Regions from separate parts of the Homo sapiens genome. Here region 1 is linked to region 2. The links are chromatin loops, found by intact Hi-C in ENCODE. Cell type or tissue: B cell. All regions are shown on one strand. Each heading gives the region's core, and the rest is flanking DNA. Links, peaks and the distances in the headings are about the cores only.

Evidence for each region. Peaks named below come from ENCODE experiments on the same cell type or tissue, not always from the same donor. Only the 100,000 strongest peaks of a DNase experiment are listed, where the experiment ranks them.
Region 1: it touches region 2 in a loop (6-fold over the local background); 47 of 110 quality-filtered maps call a loop at or near these places.

What each region holds. Positions count from the first base shown.
Region 1 is chr10:46,019,971-46,027,043 of GRCh38, reverse strand. The region is part of intron 1 of NCOA4 (nuclear receptor coactivator 4); the gene reads left to right. Among named protein-coding and RNA genes, the nearest start is that of NCOA4, 7.1 kb to the left of the region's middle. RefSeq lists silencers at 3,411-3,580, 5,252-5,447 and an enhancer at 3,431-3,725. In B cell, for the core only: no CTCF peak of the experiment used is centred there; a DNase peak (open chromatin) is centred at 3,533; H3K4me3 peaks cover 1,187 bases; H3K27ac peaks cover 1,708 bases.
Region 2 is chr10:45,968,659-45,975,731 of GRCh38, reverse strand. It overlaps TIMM23 (translocase of inner mitochondrial membrane 23), which reads right to left and starts at 3,243. Exons shown (of 7, transcript NM_006327.4): 1 at 3,002-3,243; 2 at 220-278. The coding sequence starts at 3,107. It also overlaps the pseudogene PARGP1-AGAP4 and the pseudogene PARGP1. RefSeq lists enhancers at 3,423-3,552, 3,069-3,759. In B cell, for the core only: no CTCF peak of the experiment used is centred there; a DNase peak (open chromatin) is centred at 3,261; H3K4me3 peaks cover 2,049 bases; H3K27ac peaks cover 1,342 bases.

The sequences.
Region 1 (7,073 bases), core at 1,270-6,269, 51 kb before region 2:
TCCGCCCGCCTCGGCCTTCCAAAGTTTTGGGATTACAGGCGTGAGCCACCGCGCCCGGACCACTCTTAGTCATTCTTATCCCAAGTTGTCATCCCTAATTTTGCTTGGCTTGATTAATCAAGATGTTCCTCTTTGGGGTTAGCAGTGTGTTTGGGGGCACCTTTGGGGCTTAATATTCCTCTTATGCAGCATTACCTAAGTGCTCTACAAATATGGCAGTTTGGTTCAGTGAAGTAGTGAGTAGCTCACAAAATAGGTTAAAAGGTTTTGTTGTCAGTTTGGTCATGGGTGAGAAGTTAAGTCTTTTAATACTGAGACAATTTCAGCTTTCAAAAGAAGATAATCTCAGGTGTGTTTTGAGCTTTATTTTGGCATTATTGTTAGTCCTCTAGGCTTTAAAGGAGGGAAAATATTAATATTTTATCACTTGTTGGCTTCTATGGGGAGAACCACAAAGTGTTTGCCATATAAAATCAGGATAAAATGGCATTATTACTGTGATAGTAGGTAAGTTAACATATTTTCCTATCCTTGACTCTATTATGGCAAGAAGTTTCAAGTTGAATATAGTCCCCCCAATATTCAACTTGAAATTCAGTTAGAATTTCTGTGGTACTGCCAACTCTGAAGAAAAAATCCAGAGTTGGCTGTAAAATACAGTAAATGTGTCCCCTTTAACCCACAATCTTGCTGCTATTTGTGTGAATCCATGAAGCTGAGCTTTGTGGTTCTGGCAGCAGGAAAGACACTATCTCAGCACTTATTCTGGGATCATACTTTCAGTGGCAACACCCTTGCCAGCTTTGTCTTGTTTGAAAAAAGCCAAAAGTAATAGTTGTGCTAGAAACATTTTCTTTCTCTGAAAAAACCTTCCTGCATTAATACAGGCCTTAGTGGGACATCAAGTTGATTATCTATGTTTAAAGCAGAACTATACCATACTTACTGTGGCTAGTCTGAACCTAAACATTAATTTATCATATATTCATCCGTTTGTCCAAAATGTCTTAGGCCTCTGTTGAATTTAGGGTGAAGCATTGTACAATTGCCAGGGACATTTTCTCTTTATGTCGATTCAGTGGCACACATAGAATGTGAACGGTTGGTAATGACAAGGTACTGATACCAGGTTGTCTGCTTAGTATTAGGATGTACAAAGCTATTAATTCATAAATAAGACATGGTTTCTTCTCTCATGGAGCCCTCAGGCTAAGGAGGCAGGCATGTAACAATAGGGTAACATATGTTACAGGCGTCCTGCCGGAAACCCATACAGATTACAGTGGTAATGCAGGAGGGAGCAGCCAACTCTATTGGCCAAAAGTATTGAGGAGTGAGGTGCTCAGTCAGGAAAGGCTTTGTAGTTAGTGATGGTGACTTGAAAAGCAGATAGGTAGGGAGAAGAGGAGAGACTGGCATTGCTGACAGAACTGGCATAGCCAAGCTGCACAAGATAAACCAAACTATCCTATGCATAGAAAAGCTGTCCAGTAGATTAGGGTGTGGGAGCTGTTCTGGGAGACAGCAGGAGAGTCAGAGTGAGGCCAGGAAATAGACAGCTGTGATGGTTAATTTTAGGTGTCAACTTGACTGGATTAAGGACATCTAGAAACCTGGTAAAATGTTATTTTGGGGTGTGTCTGTTTCCAGAGGATATTGGGGTGTGAATCCAAGTGGATTAGGTGGGGAAAATCCACCCTCAGTGTGTGTGGGCACCATCCAATCTGCTGGGGCCCAGAGAGAACAAAAACATTGAAAAGGCAGATCTATTTGCTGGAGCTGGGATACATTCTTCCTCTCCTGTCTTTGGACAACAGAACTCCAGGCTCCCCAGGCTTTGGGCTTCAGGACTTGTATCATTGGCCCCCTGGGTTCTCAGGCCTTTGGCTTCAGACTGAGAGTTACACCATCTGCTTTCCTGGTTCTGAGGCCTTTGCACTTGGACTGAGCCATGGTACTGGCATCCCAGGGTCTCCAGCTTGCAGACAGCCTGTCATGGGATGTCTCAGCCTGCTAATCACATGAGCCAGTTCCCCTAATAAATCCCCTCTCATATCTATATCTGTATATATCTTTATGTCTATATCTATGTCTGTCTATATAATGTTCCATCTCTCTGGAGAACCCTAACTCAGGAGCCTTATTGCCTTTAAAAGAAATTTGGACTTTATCCTGTAGGCAAATGGGGAGCCATAGGAGAGCTACGCTGCTTTAGATGAGATGATCTACTTGGGATGGTTGGTTGTTGTTTTGAGACAGCATAGAAATTCTTGAAGCAGAAGAGAGGTAAAATACCTTATGCATTTTTCCCCTTTAGAACCTAAACATTTTATAAAGACACAAGGGCAAATACTGAAGCATAAGGGAGTAAAAAGCTACATGTAAAGTGGTCTGAGTGCAGAATTTTAGATTTTTGTGATTTTCTTTCTCCTTAGTCTTTTTATGTTTATGTAATATTTAATAAATCACATCATTATAGTAACAGCTACAGCTGGCTTGAGGAGAGAAACACAAATGAATATAACTGTGAAACTCAGTGAACATATACATAGGGGAGTAGCTGAAGACTTTACTGTGCTGGGGCGTTGGTCAGGATCTTTTAGAGAGAGAACAGAGACCGTTGGTTAAGTAGGTGACGGCCAACAAAGTTTCTTTGTATTTACATTGTGATCAGCCATTTTTCAGAGGCACATAAAATAGATGAAAGTTCCTGACATGAGTTATATTTTAATAGAATTCCTTCTTTGTTGCCATTGATGTAAATTAGTACAAAGGACCATAAAATTGTAACTTTAGTCATTCAGAAGTATGTCTGTTTTTTTTGTGTCTTTACGAAATGTATTATCCAAGGAGGGCTTTTGGAATTAGGGAGAAATTTTCTTATTTTTGATAATGAATGCCTGGATTGGGGTCCCAGAAATTGTATGCATCACAGACAAAGCAGGCACTTCCACTCTGTTCATCTGAAATCTAAGGGATACTTAATTTAGGGTAATGGCTCCTTAGTGTTCCCCTTTGGTGTTTCTCATGTGATTTTGCTTTACTCTTAATATTAACAAAAACAGCTTTATATGCATAGACAACAGCAAGTATTTTACATTCAAAAAATCGACTGAAAGGTAATAGAATTACAACATTGTCTAGATTTCATCTTTTGGCCTGATTGCATATGCAGGCTATGAGGATTATCTTGGAGAAAAGGGAAAGCTAGAAGTACCATAAGCATGATAGTCACAGGTAGGTAGGGCTATATTGCCAGGCACTGTCCTAAACATTTTAATTCATGTAATTCATTATAGTTCATATATAATTCTCATTGAGTTGGGCCCATTATCGGGTGGAGCAAGTGGGGAGAGGAGAGGCTGGAGAGGAGCCCCAGGTGCCATCCGAGGTCCTTCTAGCTGGCCTTACCCTGGGGGCCGGGCGGGGGCAGCAGGCGTCTAGCAGGGAGGCCCAGCGGGGAGGGAGCTGCAGGGGGGCCGCGAGCGCCAGCGGGGACTGGCTGGGAGCAGGGCAACAATGGGCGGAGTTTTCCGCTCCTCCCCGCCCTTGGCTTGAGCGCTCCAGCTCGCTAGTGGCCCGGGCGAACTGGAGTTGCCGTGTGACGCGTGGGCGGGACGAGGCCCGGGCTCGGGGACCTTTCGCACTCGGGTCAGGGGTAAAGCAGCCTGTCGCTTGCCGGGCAGCTGGTGAGTCGGTGACCTGGCCTGTGAGGTACGTCTGGCAGCCCAGGGGCCGTAGCGGGAGCCCTTGAGGCCGGTAGCCTTGCAGGGCTGGCGCCGGGCAGGAGCCGGGTCGCAGCGGCTGACTGCACAACTGCGTGCGAATCGGCGACCGGGGCGAGGGCAAGGGCTCCTGAGGCCGCTTGGAAAGGGCTTTTGGGAAGTCTAGAAAGCCGCATGAGTCACTGTTGCTTTCGTATTAGAAATGCCTTGTTTTCGAATTAGAAATGCCTTGCGGTCGGTTTTCAGTTACTACTTTAGAAAATTGATGTGCTGGGATTTATTGCCCTCAGTTGCTTGTATAAAGGTGGACAAATCTGAGCCTAGTAAACTCTGAAGTGTTAAATCTTAAAATGTTCAATAGTGAATTTATTATTATCTTATTTTAAATCTGTTGCGATATTAACGTTTGTTTGTGTGGTTTTAAAAAGATTACAGAGAACCAGATTCTGGATTTCAGAAACTGCTTGTCTTGATAAGGAATTTAAAATGGGCTGGGGCTAAGGTAAGATGTATATAATCCTTGAGTTAATGAGTTGTATAAAAAACAACCTTTAGGCCGGGCGCGGTGGCTCACGCTTGTAATCCCAGCACTTTGGGAGGCCGAGGCGGGCGGATCACGAGGTCAGGAGATCGAGACCATCCTGGCTAACACGGTGAAACCCCGTCTCTACTAAAAATACAAAAAAATTAGCCGGGCGTGGCGGCGGGCGCCTGTAGTCAGTCCCAGCTACCTGGGAGGCTGAGACAGGAGAATGGTATGAAGCCGGGAGGTGGAGCTTGCAGTGAGATCGCGCCACTGCACTCCAGCCTGGGCGGCAGAGCTAGACTCCGTCTCAAAACAAAAAAAAAACCCAAAACCAACCTTTAAAAAAAAGACGGAAGAAAGAACGTGTGAAGTGAAAAAAGTCTCAAGGTAAAATTGCAAAATATTTTTTAACATAATTTTTTTAAACTAAAAGCTTTACAGACGGTCTAATGCAGGTTGTCTCATCAAAGATAACCAAATTGTTCAGTTAGTATTTCGAGTGTAGTACTCATAGAACACATAGGTATCCTGTGGATAGATGCTGCGCTTGGCCTTTTAGCAATGACTAGGATGCCAGGCAAATAAGTAAAAAGTAGAGGTCTTTGGAGGGGCAGGGGCAGGTGGCAAGGGGGGCAGAGAATGTGAGAGTTGGAAGGTGAGGTTACAGATGATCTAGTCTGAGCTTTCATTCTTACAGACGAATGAAGCCTGGAGTGGCTGTGATACAGACGTTGAATCAAAACTATTTGCATTGGTATTTGGCAGTGTTTTGGTTTTTCTGAGCCTATCATGACATACAAGGGTACTGTTTATTTATTTATTTATTTATTTTGAGATGGAATTTCGCTCCTGTTGCCCAGGCTGGAGTGCAATGGCTGCGACCTTGGCCCACTGCAACCTCCGCCTCCCAGGTTCAAGCGATTCTCCTGCCTCAGCCTCCCGATTAGCTGGAATTACAGGCATGCGCCACCACGCCCGGCTAATTTTGTATTTTTATTAGAGACAGGGTTTCTCCATGTTGGTCAGGCTGGTCTCGAACTCCTGACCTCAGGTGATCCGCCCACCTTGGCCTCCCAAAGTGCTGGGATTACAGGCGTGAGTCACCGCGCCCGGCCAGTACTATTTTTGTTAGTGTTATCCAAGGCAGAAGATTCTGAACAATTGTGGTTATAATTTACTGAGGACTATGAAAATTGACTGAAAATCTTAACGGAAGTTATTTCAATAGTAATCCATTGGAATGTTAATTTTAATCACTAGTGTTGGCAAGTAAAAATACTTTACAGGTGATAATACACTAAAGGAAGAACAAGCTCATCTGGGAGAGAGAACCCAGGACTAGACCTTGGAAACTGTAGTTCTAAACCCAAATCTTACCCCTTCTGGCTGTGGCCCTTCAGATGGGTCACTTAAACTATCTGGGCTTTTGTGGCTTCATATGTAGAATGAGAGTGTTATATTAAAGAGATGACCAAGATTTTTTCCAGCTTTATTTTTTATTTTTTTAAAGAGGCTTGTGAGGAGCTATTTTTCAGCTTTAAATTGTAGTTTGTGTGGGTCACAAGAGTTAAAGCTCTTTGGAAATTTTATGGTTAAGCCATACAGTAATGACTTAGCTTCATTACATAACCACTTCATTTGTGGTTAGTTGCTCAATTCTGGTGCCATGATCTTCAGACTTCACAAATAGATTTGTGCAAAGCATTGTGTAAGCATGGCATATATAGTTTAAAGAATTCCTTGTTGCGGAAACTCCAGGTTTTGTTATTCGTTTGAAGGGTATGTGTGTTTCCTCCTCCTTTACTTCCTCCACCCCCAAATTTAGGACAGGGATACTAGAGGCAGGGAAGTTTTAGAAAGCACTTAAACTTTTAATGTTGTCTCAAAACATAAACATTTAAGGCAGTCCTCTTTTGAAGATGGCAAGGCAATATTTTGGATTATAATGGTGAAGATAAAAAGACATTTTTAGTAATCTTTTATTGATTTGAATATTAGGATCAGAGCTGATTTGGTCCAATCTTTCTACACGTAAGAAAACAGTCAAAAATATCCATACTTGGTATATATTAGAGGATTTAGACTATTGAGTTTTTGGAGTAAATAAAAGATTGCCTTTTGCTGTGCTGTATAGTGAAAGACTAGATGGAAATCTAATATTTATTAAATAAGCACGACCTCCTTACCCCTAAGTCTGTGAGTCTATATTCCTCACATATGAATTAGGAAGTTAGGTTCCACAAGGGCAAATGGTGCAAGGTCATAGCCCTGATAAATGGCTAAAGGATTCTGTCAGGTCCTGTTCACAGCCTGTCAGCTAAACCTGATAACAATAACCACTGCAATGTGGAGGGCTTACGGTGTGCAGGTGCTAGGCTAAGTGCCGGTAGACATATAATATCTCACTTTAACCTTACTGCAGCCCCTCTGTAGCAACCATCCTTGTCTCCCTTTTTCCTGAGGAAGTTGAGGCCCAGAGAGATTATGTTACTAGCTCAGGGGTCTCAAGCTTGGAGACACAGCCATAACTCAGGTTTGTCAGACTCCAGAGTGACCTCTTAACGGTCATGCTTGCTACTCTGGCTCTTGAACCTGAAACAAATGGTGAATAACTGTTGAAAATGGCCATGTGAACTAGTTACCTCATACAAGTCTCTTTGGATGTAACATTTCGTACAGCTGGCTTAGGCTCATTGTGATTTGAATTCACCCATGGTTGGGGCTCTTCATTTCCGCTCTGAAGGCTTCCTCTTCATCACAGTGCAAGAGGGCAAGCCTTTGCATAGCTCCTTTCTTGGCATCTGGGCTCTGAAAGCTGACAG
Region 2 (7,073 bases), core at 632-5,631:
ATTCTGCTCTGGTTTTAAAAAATAAGCTTTTGAAGGGAGTTAACTGGTTTCAGAGAGATGCAGGCCAAGCTCCTGGTGTTTGTGAGGAAAAAAGGGTGAATGGAGACCAGAGACTTACTGCCTCCAAAAGTGTATGTCATAGTTCAAGTCAGCATAGCACTTGGCGTTTTTTTTAAAATGGTAAAATAATGCACCAAACTAGTAAAATCTTAATCTTACCTGCACGAGGTATCGTGGATCCACATTTAAATAAGGAGACAGAGGGTTCATACCAGTTACTAGAGAGAAAACAAAATGTCACATTGCAACAAAATTCTTTAAGTTAATCCAGTTAGAGTTAATCCAGCTCCTGACTGTTACATGTGTTTGCAATTTTTATAGGCTCACTGAAGGCGGAAAATTTTTTCCCATTTTATCCTCCCTATCTGTCAGTTTGGGGGCTGACTCATCCTGAGACCCTCAATCCCAAACCAGGTCTTCCACTGGTGGCTCAGGCTTTTACACCAATAAGATAATTGCAGTGTCATAGATCTGATTTTTGAACTTACAGGAAGTGTAGTCCAGGCCATTTACAAAGCTAATTTCTTTCACTTTACTCCAAGAATGCTTGGTGACTATGTAAATTACAAAATAAGACTGAAAAAAGACTAATCAATTCCATGGGAAAAACAGTGGTTGGGTTGGGTTTTCTGACTGTGTACATGTTGTATCTAACTATTTCAAGGCAGTTCCTTCACATATTACTATTAACGATTGATTTACTGTGGCAAGGTTGAGAATCCTTGGGTCATTACCACAGGTATGTGGGTCTGTGCAAAAGAAAACACAAACTTTGAGAGGGCCAGACCTGAATTCACTAACATTGAAAACAGTAAAACCTATCATCTTTGGATCCTTCTGTATCTCAGCAGTTATTTACAAACCTATGCATCACCCATGCCTCTATCTTTTCATCAATTAGGAGTCCTGCTTGTTCTATTTTTAATATCTATTTTGAATTGTGTTACTTATCTTCTCTATTGCTACCATCCTAGTCCAACCATCATATCTCACAGCAACAATTTCCTAACTCCTTGCTTTCTCTTACCCCTTCAATTCACTGTCTACATAGCAACTACAGTGATTTGTCTTAAGAAAATCGAAACTCCTTACCATAACTTACAAAATCCTACATTAGCTGTCATTCCCTACCTCTCTGATTTCACAAACTTCAATGGATCCAACTCCCTTGTAACTACGAAGACAGACTGGCCTAAGAGCTGTTCCTTAAACCTGCCAAATTTGTTTTGTTTCAGGACATTTGCACTAGCTATTTTCCTGGATACTTGCCTCCCAAGCATTTGTACTGTATTTGGGTCACAGCTCAAATGTCAACTCCCTTGAGATGTTTTCCCTAACCGGCTCTAAAATGGCATCCTGCTTCCATCACAATCTCAAGACTCTGCTTTATTCCCTTTACAGCACTTATCACTAACGGCAATGTTTTAATTTATGTTTGTTGGTTTACCTCAGTATTATGTAAGCTCTGTGAGCGCAAGAGTCCTCTTTTCAAAAAAAAACAAAAAAAACCCCCACAAAAACCACTATAGTCCTGCCCCCAGAAAAGTAGCTAGCACACTGTAAAAGCTCAGTAAATGGTGTTCATTCCCTGGTCCCCCAATTTACCTTCAAATCTTAATCAAATTAATTTAACAATATTGTCACATTAAGGAAGTGTATATGCCCTTTGTGCTCTGAAACTCAGAGATACTAAGATTAATATGAAACTGTGTTCTAAACAGGTAAAGTAGTAGCTCAGGCCTAGGAATCCCAGCATTTTGGGAGGCCGAGACAGGAGGATGGCCTGAGTTCGAGAGTTTGAGACCAGCTTGGACAACACAGGGAGACCCCATCTCCACAATAAGTCAAAAAAAAAAAAAAATTAGCCAGGCGTGGTGGTACGTACCTAGAGTCCCAGCTACTTAGGAGGCTTAGAGGGGAGGATTGTTTGAGCTCAGGAGTGCGAGGCTTCAGTGAACTATAATCATGCCACCGCACCCCAATATGGGTGACAGAACGAGGTCCTGACTCTAAAAACAAACAAACAAAAAAACGAAACAAAACACCATGTGTTGTAGATTCAGTTTTTTGACAAAGGTGACACCAGGGAAATGAAAGGTCTTTTATATTTTTTTGCACTACAGTCTGAACATATTTCGTTGTTGTTGTTCCTTAGTATAAAATACCTAGAGAAATATTACAAGGATTCTCTAAAAAGAAAGTACTTTCGTAAAGGCTTTATCCACGACCAACTGCCTATCTTTAGGTCCAAGTTGTATTTATCTAGTTGAACAACCACAGTTACAAAGTACCAAAGTTCTGGAAAACATTTTCACAAGACCGAGGAGAGGCAAAGGCAAGATATTTATGCCTCTGTATACCTTGATGTTGCCTATTTCCGTTTCTATAATTCTTACCTGGCTTCTTTCTTCATGTCTATATATCACCTTTAAAGTTCAGCTTACTTCCTAGCTCCTAAAGAAGGTTTCCTAGCCTGTCCCAAGTCATTTATTTCTCACTTACAAACAATATTACTGAATATTCTGCCCTGACGGCTACTTGGAGGCTCAGAATATGTCGCTGTGTACTAAAAAGTTAACTACGGGCTTGCTATTTGGAATACATTTACTCCCAAAGCTCGGCTCTACTCTTAATCAAGGGTCAATCACACGGCCCACCACACACAAAACGTAGGAGGCTTGGATATAAACCTAAGAAAACATGCATCATCTCGCGAGTCCAGGTCAATCACGGACAGCTTCCCCAGGAGATCCGTGGCCCTTTTTTAGGCCTTTCTATCTTGAAAGAGCAGCCATGCAGATACACTAACCCCACCACTGGTACTTAAGCTTGTAAATGCCAGCAAGGAAAAAAAAAACAACAACATAAAACATGGGACGCGCAACTTAGTGTAGACGCAAAAACCAGTCAGAAATAATCGCAAGCTAGGCCCCATACTTACGCGGGACGCCAGCCAAATCCGCGTGCGAGTAACCTGCTCCGCCGGCTCCGAAAAAGCCGGCCAATCCCCCTGTGGTTTTGTTGCCGCTTCCCCCGCCTCCTTCCATGGTATCGCAGCAAACCGAGTGGTTCCCGCCGCTGCCTCAAGCCTGGGTGGTCCGCTGGGCCGTTACTCCTCAATAACAGCGGGTAACCCCGCGTTGCCAGCGCCTACTTCACACGCTGACCTTCCGGGCGCCGGTTCCCGTTAAGCGCCACACTTCCGCTTTGCGGCAATGTGCGCCCCGGAAGCTGGAAGCGCCTGACGGCAGCTTTCCGGTGGTGGGAAAGTGAACGAATCCCGAATCAAAGCGGCGCATTGAGGCAGGTGGGGTGCCAGTGGAAGAGAGAAAGCAGGCGAGTGTTTACGGCCTGACTTGGGAGGCCGGCGGATCAGCAATTGCAGAAGCAGGCAGCGGCAGAGAGGGAATGGTGCAGGCAGGCGCTGAGAAGGACGCGCAGTCCATCTCTCTCAGGTTAGTGAAATGAGGCTCTCCGCCCGGGGCCGGCCCGGGGACAGTGCGCTGCTGGTCCCAGCATGAATGCGGGCCCCGGCTGTGAACCCTGCACCAAGCGACCCCGCTGGGGCGCCGCTACAACTTCGCCGGCTGCTTCGGACGCCCGGAGCTTTCCGAGCAGGCAGAGGCGCGTCCTCGACCCCAAGGACGCTCACGTGCAGTTCAGGGTCCCACCGTCCTCGCCAGCCTGCGTCCCAGGGCAGGCGGGACAGCACAGAGGCAGCGCCACCTCGCTTGGTACGTGGGAAAATAAAAATCTTTGTCCTTCGCCTCGGCCCGAACCTTCTGGTCTCAGGGACTCCAGTCACTCCTTTCTGGTCTTGTGTGCATCATCACTCTGAGGTCCACTTGCTGAGCTACCAAAGCCACTAGTGGGTGAATGGGGCCGCATTTTTCCCAGTGCGATTGATGTGAGAAACTCTGATGAGCAGTCACTCACAGGGCGGAAAATGGCAGGAGACTCCACCACCTGTTTGCTTCTTCAGGTTTGATTGAGAAATTGCCTTAGTCGTCAAGGAGATCTAATTGTGTATGTAAAACAGTAGGGCGCTTCAGCCTCTAGATAGGAAGAAAACAACTTCACTTGTGCAGATTCTGGGTCCCAGGGTGCAGAGCTATTAGTCTAAGCTGGCATTGTACCCGTCCCTGGTATACAGTGTTGAATGAGAGAAACTTGGCCTCTGCCTTCATACCTTAAAATCTATCTGGAGAGATAGACGATAGCAAAAGTTAATATAATAAAAGGTAATGGATGTTCTGATAGATGAAAGACAGATTGTTTTACCTAACTGAATTTATGGAATCGAAAATAGTCCTCCAGAAGATGAGATGCTTATTCTGAGGACTGTAGAATGAGTAGGAGTTAGATGAAGAGGAAGTAAGAAGTGTTTCAGGAGTGCAATGGAGGCCGGGCGCGGTGGTTTTGCCTGTAATCCCTGCGCTTTGGAAGGCCGGGGCGGGTGGATCACCTGAGGTCAGGAGCTCAAGACCAGCCTTACCAATATGGTGAAACCCCGTCTCTGCTAAAAACACAAAAAATTAGCCTAGCGTGGTGGCGGGCAACTGTAATCCCAGCTACTCCGGAGGCTGAGGCAGGTGAGGCAGGAGAATCACTGGCATCCGGGAGGCGGAGGTTGCAGTGAGCCGAGAGGGCACCATTGCACTCCAGCCTGGGCAACAAGAGCGAAACTCCGCCTCAAACAAAACAAAACAAAACAAAACAAAAACAGGAGTGCAATTGATATATAGAGTGAACGCAAGAGAGTGTGAGAGATGAGGCTGCAGGGTGGTACAGAAAAGTCAGATCAAATTGGATATGTAGACATTGCTAAGGATTTTGAACTCTAAGGGCATTGATAAGCTACTCAAGGGTTTTTAGTAGGGGAGTGACTTGATTAGACTTATTTATTTGTTGAAAAGTCTGTGTGGCTGGTGTGTGGAAAATAAAGAATGGATTGAAAAGGAACTCAAGTGGAGCATCAAGACTCAGTTAAGGAGTTAATCTAGGTTGGAAATAATTGTAGCTTAGGCCTGGATGCTGGCAATAGGGAAGGGGATGGATTCATGAAAGAATGGGATACTTGAGAAGAAATATTTCTGTGCTGGAGAAGTAGATTGGGGAGTTCATGGCATAAACATTATAATGGATGCTATGGGCATAGATAACATAAACATGTAGAGAAAGTAAAGGTGACCTAGGGCAGAAGCCTTAGGAACACCAAAGTTTAAGAGTAGACTGAAGAGAAGCGGCTGTAGAGGTGGGAGGAAAGCCTGGCTCGTGTTGTGTCAGACAAAGGAGAGCATTTCAAAAAGGATGCATTCATTAACAGTGTAAGAGGCTGGGCAGAGCTCGGGCAGTTCTCTGGTGAAGAGTGTACACTTAGATGTCTTCGAACTTAGGGACAGTACCAAGTAGACTTGCACTAGGCCTTGAAGGATGAGGAAGATTTGCTGTATAAATCAAGAGGAGAAAGAATTATACACGCAGAGGGAATAAGACATGCAAAAGTTGGTAAGACTGGAGCATAAGATGACAGAGGAGTGTCTGATGAGGCTGGGTGGCAGACAGGAGCTTATGAAGAAACTCAAATTCCATTTTAAGGAATTTCAACCTTATTCTGTGGTTAATGGAGAAACCACTAAAAAGCTTTTAAGCGTGGGAATACCATTTGGTTAATATTTTAGAAAAGTGGCTTTTGGACTTTCCTAACTGCAACCCACAGCATAAATTTTATCCAGTACACAGAGTAAGAAATATATGTAACCTGGCAAATAAGCCATATTTATAACTGAAATAAATGTTTCATGAAATAATACTTAATCTTTCTATGTGTGATGCATTCTTATATTGTCTGTGTTATTTCATTGAAAAATGACTGGTCATTTGTAGTTTGTAGAACACTGGATAGTCAAGGCTGTAGACAGGGAGACTAGTTGCAAGAAACAAATGGCAGTTGTCTAGTAAGCGATGTGTTTAAAGAGTATGAGGAAGGGATGGATTTAAAATTTAGGATGTAGATTTCAGAGAACTTGGTATAGGGGAGAGGGAACTGAAGGTGAACTTCAGGTATATGTTCAGGTGTACTTCAGCTTCTGTGACTGGATAGTTTGTGGTTTCATTAACCTTATTTGCATGTAAAGGAGGAGGAGTTAGTTGCAAATAGGGGTGAGGGCAGTCAGTCCTCACTGGTTGGATCTTAATTAAGATTTCTGCAGAAGAGGTACCAAATGAATACTTGGGGCTGTATTTCGCATGTTTAAATGTTTTCTGTATACCTGGCACAGGACACCAATTAACAGAATGTTCAAAGACTATATTTGTATCAAAAGCCCATTGTTTGAATTTTTGGGATTCCTTTAGGAACTTGGTATTTAAATTTTTATATATAATTATCTTAGGACAAGTAGGCGGGGTAGCGAAATGGATATTTATTCAGTATCTTTAAATTTTATATTCTTTATCTTCCTGGACATATTTCTTGTATTGACTGAAATCGCTAATTTTGCTGGGCATGCACCTGTAGTCCCAGCTACTTGGGAGGCTAAGGCAAGAGGATCACTTGAGCCCGGGAGTTCCCGTCCAGCCTGAGCAACATAGCGAGACCCCACTTCTGAAAAAAGAAAAAAAAAATCTGCAAACCTGCATATTGGCAGAACTCAGCATGTTATTCACATTGTGATGACGCAGGTTTATCCAGATGTGTTGCTATAGACTTTTTGTGAAAGTGGAATGTTCCTTTGACATGCAGGTGAATTTTATTGCATTTTGTGCCTTTTGGCTGTATCTATAGCTATTAATTGAATGACTTGCTGATTAAAATATACTGGGTACTGAATAATGTTGCTGATGAGAGTAAATGTAAATGGTGTGAAGTCAAAGTTGGAGAATTATTGATCTCAGTGGAAAAAAAAAAGACTGGGTGGAAATGTCGAGAGATAACATATTGAGTGCTTTGTGAGGCTGAACACAATATTTTCTCTAATTTTTGCTTTGTAATTGATCCACATAACCCTTAG